Linked DNA regions of Homo sapiens: region 2 is linked to region 1. Evidence: chromatin contacts called from ENCODE Hi-C data. All regions are on one chromosome and are shown on one strand. The core of a region is the stretch at or near the end of the contact, and the rest is flanking DNA. Distances in the headings are between cores, read along the strand shown.

Evidence for each region. Hi-C counts contacts between places; a loop is a spot of excess contacts on that map. Pooled maps may share reads with other maps.
Region 2: a pooled map of right lobe of liver shows a loop between it and region 1 (2.1-fold over the local background). The contact joins the promoter of SMCP here to the promoter of SPRR5 in region 1. A Hi-C loop is called at or near these places in 1 of 168 maps with a recorded cell type or tissue (HepG2) and 4 of 50 pooled maps.

Annotation. Positions count from the first base shown.
Region 1 is chr1:152,943,564-152,948,853 of GRCh38, reverse strand. SPRR5 (small proline rich protein 5) reads right to left here and starts at 1,648. Exons shown (of 2, transcript NM_001395435.1): 1 at 1,606-1,648; 2 at 1-317. The coding sequence starts at 299. The region is part of intron 1 of LINC01527 (long intergenic non-protein coding RNA 1527); the gene reads left to right.
Region 2 is chr1:152,876,820-152,881,892 of GRCh38, reverse strand. SMCP (sperm mitochondria associated cysteine rich protein) reads right to left here and starts at 3,571. Exons shown (of 2, transcript NM_030663.3): 1 at 3,447-3,571. RefSeq lists enhancers at 846-1,025, 1,386-1,445, 1,576-1,655.

The DNA of each region.
Region 1 (5,290 bases), core at 399-2,898:
TGAGGGGGTGGGCACTTGGGGGCACAGGGCTCCTGGCACTTGGGTGGGGGCTGGCAAGGCTGCTTGGTCTGTTGGGGTGGGGGGCAGTACTGCTGAGGTGGAGGGCAGCACTGCTGGGGTGGGGGACAGCACTGCTGGGGAGGGGGGCAGCATTGTTGAGGCGGCGGGCAGCACTGCTGGGGTGGGGGGCAGCACTGTTGAGGCGGGGGGCAGCACTGCTGGGGTGGGGGGCAGCGCTGCTGGGGTGGGGGGCAGCACTGCTGCGGGGGAGCACACTGCTTCTGCTTCTGCTGAGACATTCTGGGCTGGACTTGCAACTGGAAACAGAAAGACACAGAAATGAGGAACACTTGAGCCATAGAGAGACCCTAAGCCCAGGTGAACCCCCTGCCACATTCCTGTCCTGCTCTGCTTTTACCTTGCCCTGATCCCTTCACAGATTTAAGAGGAGTGTGTGTGTGTGTGTGCGCGCGCGCATGTGTAAACTTTAAGTGTTTACAAGTTATTTCAACTCTTTTCAAGACAAAGAAACATGGAAGGAAGGAAAGATAGGAAAGGAGGAAGGGAGGGAAAACAGAAATGTTAGGAGGGGTTGAAAAGAAAGAAAAACATAAAAAAAGAAAAGGGAGAGAGAGGAAAAAAAAGAGGAAGAATGAAAGAGCAGACTGTTGTATCCTATTATAGCAAAACCTGTGGCATCTGGAATAAATTGCCTGGGATCTGAGTTCTGGCTAAATCATTTATTAACTATATGATTTTGAGCAACTAAGGTTTTCCATACTTACCTCTCTTAGAGTTGGTGCAAAAATTAAATGAGTATATAAAATACATACTTAAAATATGCATGCATACGTAGGTATGTATGTACCGACACACACATGCAGAGTAGTAGCACAAAATGAACACTATATAAGAGTTGTAATTTGTTAAGTAAATTCATAAACAATTTAAAAGGCGCATCTTAACCACTCTCTAAAGGAGTTTATAAAGAGAAAACTCTAGAGATAGATGAAATGGACTATCTAGCTTGCCTCTCTCAATTACAGTTGAGGAAAGCAAACCTCAGAGGGAAGGAATGGCTTCAAAGCCACTCGGCATAGATGGTGGGAAAAGAGGTCTCCTGATTCCCAGAGCAGAGCCTTCCATGGTGCCACATCGTCTTGTCCCTGCAGCCCTTTGCTCCATGGACATCCACAACTCTGCTGTCCCAAGGGAGTCTGTTCTCTTTCCTTCCTGCCTTCTCTTTTCTTTGAAAGGACAGTCCTTCCAGTTGCTCTGCCCAGAACTGGTCTCTCCTCTCCTACTAATTCCCTCTTAGCACCTGACAAGATGCAACACCCACACCATGCCAGCAGCATCGCTGAGATACTGACCCTCTTGTAGATACCCCCCTCCTTCTCCCTGCTCAGCCCAGCCTCCCACACTACTCTGCTGGATAACTTGCTGGACCCAAGATAGGTTTGTCACAAATGATATGGAAAAAAGAGGTACCCCAAAAGACCCATCCTTTCTGACCACCACCCAGAGAATCAGCCCAGTCCATAGTTGGTTAGGGATGCAGGCAAGGCAAGGCTGCTATAAGAGGTACTACCTTTCCAGACTTACCAAGGTTCACCAGCGACTGGAGCAGATAGGTGTGGAGGGGTTTGGGATGCTCTGAGCCTATCTACCTTTTATATACCTCTCATCCCTGCCTGAGGCCATGAGGTGGCCCAGGATTGGGGTGTCCTAATTAGTCCCTAGTCACAATAGGATCCACCTGTCCTTCCTCAAATTTTAAGTTTTACTCACCCCCAGGGCTGGTATGGCGGGATTTGGAGATGACAGTGCCTTCACCCTCCCCTTGCCTCATCTCCCCATCATTTTACGAGGACTGGCTTCCTTGGATTTCCAAACCCACTCATGACTTTTGACTTAGATCCCTGGCATCTAGGATGGTCCCAAGCAAGCATTCCGACCATGCTGGGTGTGGGGGTGTGAGGGCAGTGTTCTGGGATGTTCTGGTTGGCAGAGAGGAGGGGATGGGACAGGCAGCTTATGCAGGTAACATAAGAAAACAGCTGAGGGGGCAGATGGCTCTCTTGGAAACCCACCACCCTCAGCAAAGTTGTGACTTTGACTTGACCTAGGCTCAGAGTCACATTCAGCTTGAACTGGTGGGAAGACAAGACAAGAGGCTTTCATTTTTTACCTATTGTTATTTATACAAGAAATGGCAGCTGCCACTCTCTGTCTGTTCTGCTATTGGGAAAATCGTTAGGCCCCATTCGGGGAAACTGGTTGGTTACAGTAGATAGTGCTTATCTCTAAATCTCCCTACATATATCACATATCCATATGACTCCAGGGTTCCCAGGGAAATGATTATCATAAGGTGGAGGGGGTGGGGGAAGCTAAGAAGCATTGCATTAGAGTGAGCTCATGGAGGAGTCACAGTGACTGGATTCTGGGTTCTGAGCTCCTGGGGCCCCAGTCCTGGCTCTTCCTCCTAACTTCTGTTAGAAGTTCCAGGACAAAGAAGGGTGGCACGGGATACAGACTTGGATGCTTCCCATACCTGGCAAAGGATGGAGCTCATCTTTAAAAAATTCCCAAGTGGTGCTCAGACTGAGGCTCTGCCTTTTACCAGTTGGGTGACCTTAGGAACCAGATGTTTTTGCACTTCAATTTTCTCACCTGCTAAAGAGGGTAACAGCACCATTCTGCATGTCAGTTGTAAGGATTAAAATGGACAACTTATTTAAAGTATGTGCAAGTGTTTGGCACAAAATGCATGGTCAACAGTCGTTGGGTGCTCCATGGAGATGGGCTTTGAATACTAGGGCAAGACACACTCTTAGAAATATGGAATAGGAAGTTGAAAAAAGTTGGAGGCAAGTAGTGGCACTTGCCACCCAGTGTCATAAGCTCTTGGTTGAAAGAGACAGGAGGAATAAGTTCAAGGAATCCACTGGAAGTCATGTTGACTATAGTTAATAACAATATGTGACATGAAAATTGCTAAATGAGTAGATTTTAAGTGTTTTCGCCACACAAAAATGATACATATGTGAGGTAATACATGTATTAAATAGCTTGATTTAGTCATCCCACAATATATTCATATATCAAAACATCACATTGTACACTGTACATATATATAATTTTTACTTTTCCCCTAAAAATACATTAAAAAAGACTTTTGAGTGAGAGAAATGGAAATAGGCAAGCTAGTCCTGAAGATGGCACATTTTAAATCTCAGCCATGAAATTTAGCCATGGTTCCACTATTTAATAAAAGCCTTAGAACATCCCAAGACCTTGGGGAGTCATGCTGCATCACTAGAAGACACAGGTGTGGAAACCGATGTTCTCTCTCTTAAACCATGGTCCTGACTCTCTGGGATCACAAGATGTGCACGGGCTAGTAACTAAGGAGGGCCAGAGGAGTCCAGCCCTTCCCAGGAGGAGAATCCCTTCAAGCTGGTATCACTCAGACAGAAGCAGCCCCAGAAAGCCTGAGAGAGGGATTTCAGCTCAGGTCCCTAATAGCAGAGAAGAAAGACTATGTGGAGTTGTTATCCTGGGCTAACCATTTATTCATTAAGATGCAATTGTTCCATGTGCCAGGCACTATGTCCATGCTGGGGATGCAGGGGGAAGCAAGGATGGCCAGGCCCTTGCTGTTTCCAAGGCAACAGGACAGAGGGAAGCCTGGCTTGGCAAGTCTGTCCTTGTGAATCAGGCCTTTGTAGATGGGAAGGGGCACTAAAACTGTGTCACGTCCTCTTACCTTCTTACTTCCAACTCTTACAGATACTTTTCAATTGTTAGGTTTGTATTAACCAAAGAAATCAAACCCACATGTCACTGGAATGATGCCTACATGGCTGAAGAAAGTGTGAACATCAGCTAATTTGTGGGGCTTGGGGTGTTAAATCCTGTTAATTATTTTTTGTATGTGCCCCAACCACCTAGGACAGGTTTTTTTGTGTTTGTGTGTGAGTGTGGTGGAGTCAGCTACCTCAAGAATGTATAACACAGAACTGCTTCTGACACCAGAGGACAGAAAATGAATGGGTAATCTAGAAGCCACTAAGAAACCCAATTACTTATCCCAGGTTTTGGAATGGTATTAACCACTGACCTTCATTAGCATTGCTCTCTGTCTTTCTCTTTCTTCAATCCTGACTCACACACACACACACACACACACACACACACACACACGCACACACACACACACACACACACACACACACATGCATGCACATTTACACATAAACACAGGGGTCTTTCCTATACTCTGGCCCCAAGTATTTATGGGGGCATAAGGCCAGCATGCAGTAAAGTTGATGAGATGGAAGGTGGTATCTTCTGCCAATTTTTTTTTTTTTTGACAGAGTCTCACTCCGTTGCCCAGGCTGGAGTGCAGTGGCACGATCTCGGCTCATTGCAACCTCTGCCTCCCGGGTTCAAGCAATTCTCCTGCCTCAGCCTCCCAAGTAGCTGGGATTACAGGCATGTGCCATCATGCCTGGCACACCCGGCTAATTTTTGCATTTTCAGTAGAGATGAGGATTCGCCAAGTTGGCCAGGTTGGTCTCAAACTCCTGACCTCCAATGATATGCCTGCCTCGGCCTCACAAAGTGCTGAGATTATAGGCATAAGCCACCATGCCCGGCCTCTTCTGTCAATTCTCAAAACATGTGAACATACCACCTACCATAGGTTCCTATCTGCCGGGAAATGACTTCCCACATCTGCGTTGCTCCCATATGGCTAAGGCACAACATGGCTCTTGAGGACATCATTTTCCTCTTCAGATTTTCTTAGGAGTTCATCTCCTCCTTATTTCACTTTCATAAACATGAACTTGATGGTGAGGTGGCAGGGATGGAGGTGTATACTAGGGGCAGGGGTGGGTGGCCCTGCCCCCCAGGATGCCTCTGACTTGTGAATAGACACCCACTCGCTTGGCTTCTAGTTCTGGGCACTTGCAGAACATCCAACCTGAGAAAGACCAGGACCTATCTGGGCAGAGGGTAAGGGCAAGAGCTTAGCAGTGTTCCAGTCACTCAGCACATGTGCAGGAGGCAAACCCCACGCCAAGTCCTGTGGGGGATGGGGAGCTGTGTGACACATAGAGCCAACCCTCTCAGAGCTCATGATCTTCTTGGGGAAATAAGGCCAGACCAGCTATGACAGAGGAGCTGGTGCTGGCAGCCAGCATTGTGAGCCAGGACCTGAGGGGTGATATGGAACAAGGGTGGTGAAGGAGCTCAGAGGAGAGGTCAGCCTCTGAGATGG
Region 2 (5,073 bases), core at 2,322-4,821, 69 kb after region 1:
GTTTTATAAGCATCTGACATTTCCCCTGTTCTTACTTCTCTCTCCCACCACTATGTGAAGAAGGTCCTTCCCCTTTGCCTTCTGCCATGATTGTGTTTCCTGAGGCCTTCTCAGACATGTGGAACTGTGAATCGATTAAACTTCTTTCCTTTATAAATTATCCAGTCTTGGGTAGTATCTTTTTTTTTTTTTTTTTTTGAGACGGAGTCTCGCTCTGTCGCCCAGGCCGGACTGCGGACTGCAGTGGCGCAATCTCGGCTCACTGCAAGCTCCGCTTCCCGGGTTCACGCCATTCTCCTGCCTCAGCCTCCCGAGTAGCTGGGACTACAGGCGCCCGCCACCACGCCCGGCTAATTTTTTGTATTTTTAGTAGAGACGGGGTTTCACCTTGTTAGCCAGGATGGTCTCGATCTCCTGACCTCATGATCCACCCGCCTCGGCCTCCCAAAGTGCTGGGATTACAGGCGTGAGCCACCGCGCCCGGCCGGGTAGTATCTTTATAGCAGTGTGGAAATGGACTAATCCACCCCAGTAGGACAAAAATCTGTATCATCCTCTCCTGAAGGTGTGCAGGATTCTCCAGTCAGGTGGTTGCTAAAGGACGCCTGTTAGATGACCTACTTTGCTATCTGAATCACCCTTGTGACTTTATAGAAGACCCAGGGCTGTGGCTATCCTGAATGATGGGTGACATGCTCTTAGACTCAACCCTTTTTTATCTGGGGATTCACCTAAATCCAGTTCATAGTGTACAAACTGGGTCCCATTGAGCCAGGTGTGGCCGACAGCGCCACCCACTAGAAACAGTAACTTTCAGACTCACACGTTGGACCCAGCCCCAGCGCAGACTCTCTTCACTTTCACTTTCTGAACCATTGGAGCCTCATCTCAGGGTTTCTCTGTGGGAAGGAGGGGAGCACAGTGCTACCTCTTATAAGGACCCCTATGTTTGAATCTCCTGAACTACAGCATTAGGGTGAGAGAAGATTGGGAGGGAAGAGTTATCTCTTAAGGCCCTGCCACCTGGTATAAACCTTTCATGATCCTAAGTCCCTGGCTATATGGCTGCAGCCTGAACTGGGTCAAGGGCAGTTCCCACCTAAAAAGGGGAGAGTGACTTGGGTTAGGATGTTGGCTTTAATTCAGTCATGACTCTATCTCTGCCAGTTATTCCTGGATTCATCCTATCTTTCAGGAAAAGGCCCCTGCTTCCATTTAAGAGGAAGACACTAGAGCAAAGACTCCTAAAGGATGGGGGTGGGGACAAGTCACCCTATTGCTCCTTCTAGGTCAGAGGAAGCTGCAAAGAGGCTGAGGTGGCAGATACAGGCCCTGCGATGCCTTGACTTGCCCGAGAGAGAACAGGAAGGAGAGAGGTGAGCAATGGAGAGGCACACCAAAAATGGAAATAAGACGGAGACAGACCAGTATAAAAATAGGGAAGAGGTGAGAGAGTACAGGGCCATGTTCTCTACCACCTTTGCAGTGTTCAAAGCTGTTTGACAGGAAGTGTGTGTGTGTGTCCACACGCACACACAAGCACACACTTGGGTGCCCCTGCAGCTGTACAGTGGTGAATTTGGGTGTGCCGGGGTATGCAGGGAGCCCAGTATCTGTCCGTATCTCCTTGTTGTTTGAATCTGCTCCCTTAGAGGTCAGACCTAAGACTAGGTTTTGAGAGGGACGAGGGAGGAGTGAGCCCCTTCTGTTTTTATTTTCTGTTGTTCCTCTCTGTGTTTATTTTTGCCTTTTGCTATTTTTTTTTCCTCTCTGCCTCTCTATCATTCTCTGGTCTTCATTCTGTCTCTACCTTTCTGTCTTTTGTCTCTGGTTTACCTTTCTCTACTCTGAAGGTCAGTGCCCTGAATTGACCAAAGTGCAGAGTCTCATCACCACTTGGAAGTCCAGTTTGTTAGTGTCCATCTTTACAAGTCCAGACTGAGCTGTTTCTACAGAAGCAATTCTCATTCCAGTGATCAGAGGTGCAGAGGCATCAGAGGCACCTGGAGCCCAGGTCCAGGGGCTTGCCTCACCAGTCCCACCAATGTCCCCACTCCAAGCATGTCCCCCATAGTGAGATCCTGGGAATAGGTCCTGAATGTGGAGGTTGTGCAATATCAGAGAAGGACAGCAGGTTGGAAACCAGTCTTGTTGACTGTAGCATAGGGAGGGCAACATCAAGTCCTTCTGCAACCTCACCCCCATGGATGCAGGTCCTGCCCCTCTGAGCCAGTGCTGTCTCCACTGTCTTCCTTCTGCCTGGTGAATAGTATCTATATCCTCCACTTTCAGAACCCTGGCTCCTGTCCAACAAACCTGCCTCCTGGACCCCTCTGCCTCCTGCAAGAGTTTCTTCTTAAGATTCTCTCCTTGGCCGGGCACAATGGCTCACACCTGTTGTCCCAGCGCTTTGGGAGGCTGGGACGGGTGAATCACTTGAGGTCAGGAGTTTGAGACCAGCCTGGCCAACATGGCAAAACTCCATCTCTACTGAAAATACAAAAATTAGCTGGGTGTGGTGGCGTGCACCTGTAATACCAGCTACTTGGGAAGCTGAGGCAGGAGAATCACTTGAATCCGGGAGGTAGAAGTTACAGTGAGCCGAGACCTCACCACTGCACTCCAGCCTGGGTGACAGAGTGAGACTCCATCTCAATAAATAAATAAAAAGAAACAAACAAATAAATAAATATTCTCTCCAAGCTCCATTTCCCTTCCTTCCCAACCATGCTGTGCACAGCCTGCCTCAGGAAATCTGCCTAATCATGTCAAACACTTGTGGTGCAAGGCCAGGGCCATCTTCCTAGCTCTTATTGCTCTATTCAGAGAGGATTGATACAGAGCCCAAACCACCAGGAGGGCTCTGGCAAGGCACCTTCTCCCTCTGCCCACAGGCCCAGCCTCATGTCCAAACACTGTTCCCTCAGGCACCAGACTGGCTCAGAGCAGACACCTGCTGAATTTTCTCACCTCTTTCCAGGTCTTTGAATGTGCTCTTTCCCAGCTTAAACCACCCTTCCTGGGTCTCTGTCCCCACATGCTCACTGAATATCGTTCAAACCTGAAGTCTCTGCTTACACATCACTCCTCGAGGAAAACTTCCTTAACCCAAAACCTCCATCTCCCTGAAAGGCTTTCTTGGATCCCCTGTACTTCCCATTACATTTTTATAGTGGTTATTATTTTCCCAATTGTCTCACTTTTGTGGTCTGTTAGTTCCATAAACACAGGCATTCTCACTATCCCCACCCCCAGTGGCTCCCATGTCTTCCTCTTAAATAGAAGCAGGAGCTTTTTCCTGAAAGATAGGATGAATCCTGGAATCCTCTCATCCAACACACTGAATGGCATTGCATGGGTCTCAGTAGGTAAATACGTAATGAACTAATGAACACATGAAAAAGCCATGGAGAGAGGACCCAAAAGACAATGTTTCTCTGTGTTACCTGGTCTGGCCACACACACAATTCACAATTTCCATGCTTGACTTCTCATGACTGATTCCAGTAGGTATTATTGATCTTCCTCAGCAGCCTAGTGAGTCCATGACTATCAGAAGCCAAAGCCTTCTGAACCAGATGGGTTCCCTTCCCTGCTAATGCCAAGATTCTAAGCCTCTATGACACCATAATTCTCTCCACAAGACTCTATGCCTAGCTCACTCACTGGCGCCCCCTGCCTGCTGGAGAGTCTGTCTCTTTGGTTTCTTTCCTGAAAGATAAAAAGAAAGCTCCCTAGCTAACCCATAAGCATGCAATAACCTAAAACACAAATCTGTATTGATTGTCTCCTATCTACCAGGCTCTGTCCTAAAAAGTGAAGTGTAGCTCAATGGGATGTAGTTCCCATTCTCAAAGATCTAATTCAATATGGAGGCAAGTCAATAGCCAACAATACCATGTGATAATAATGATGGTAGGATAAGCACAGGGGTCAGGTTTGGGGGTCAGATATGCTTCCTGGAGGGAGTGATATTTAAGCTGAGACTTGGAAATTGGAAATAGGAAGTTGGACATAGGGGTGTGTCTGGGAGGACATTTTCAGATCCAGAAATGTGAAAGTATAGGCTATTTGGTGGAAAAGCTCAGTGTGGCTGGAGCAGAGTGGGGAGTAAGGAGAAGGGGGAGATTCACCTACCTAGGTAGGTAAGGCTGTGTTGGTGAGGACCTTTATGCCATAAGAAAAAGAGTTTGGACTTTATCCTGAGGACAATGGGAACCACTGAAAGGTTTTAAACAGGGGAGAAACTGGGATGCCTTAGGGGCCAGGACCCTATTTTATTCACTTTGATATTCCCAGTGTCTGGCTGAGCAATTGGCACATAAAAGATTCTGAAACTGAATCAATTGAATAGTGAATTGACTAAAATAATGATAAGAGAGAAGCATTTCATTATGTTTACTCTTTCCTTTTCTTCCTGTAGCATGGCCTCTTTGAGGACAGTGACTAGGAAATTCTGTTCTTCTGGGAAGCATGCCTGCCATAAACATTTGTAGGACACCAGGCAAGAGCACAAACAGAGGCTTCTGACCCCTGTGGTTCACCCCTGGTTCTCTTCCTACTCCCTGGCTTCATCTTGTGTCACGAGGGACCTCGGGCGTGCATGAGTGTAAATATCCTAGTCCATACCGTCCATGTTCTTTTCATACATGGATCTCTCAAACTGCCCCTCTCTTGGTCATTGAGACCTAGAAGTGAGCACAGTATTGGCTGTTTGAGTCTTCAAGAGGATAGACACATAAAGGTGATCTCAGGGCCAGTTGACAGAGATTTCTGGGGTCCTGGATAGCTGGAGTGAGAGAGACAGCAGCTCTGGGCCTGTACCCTGGACCTATTGAATCATCCTATGGGGGTGGGTCATGGCTGGAGGAGAGCCAGAGAAGGACTCTTTAAAGTCTGAAGTCCAGGACAGAACCACCTCGGCCAAAGGGTAGCACTCTTGGGAAGTATGTGAATTGTGCTTTTCATTCTATAATAGCCTATTCAAGTATTTCTCTTTTACTTGTCTTCTTCAGGTCTTCATGCTTATAGTTATCTCTAAAATTTATTCTCAGTAAAATGTCTACTCTTATT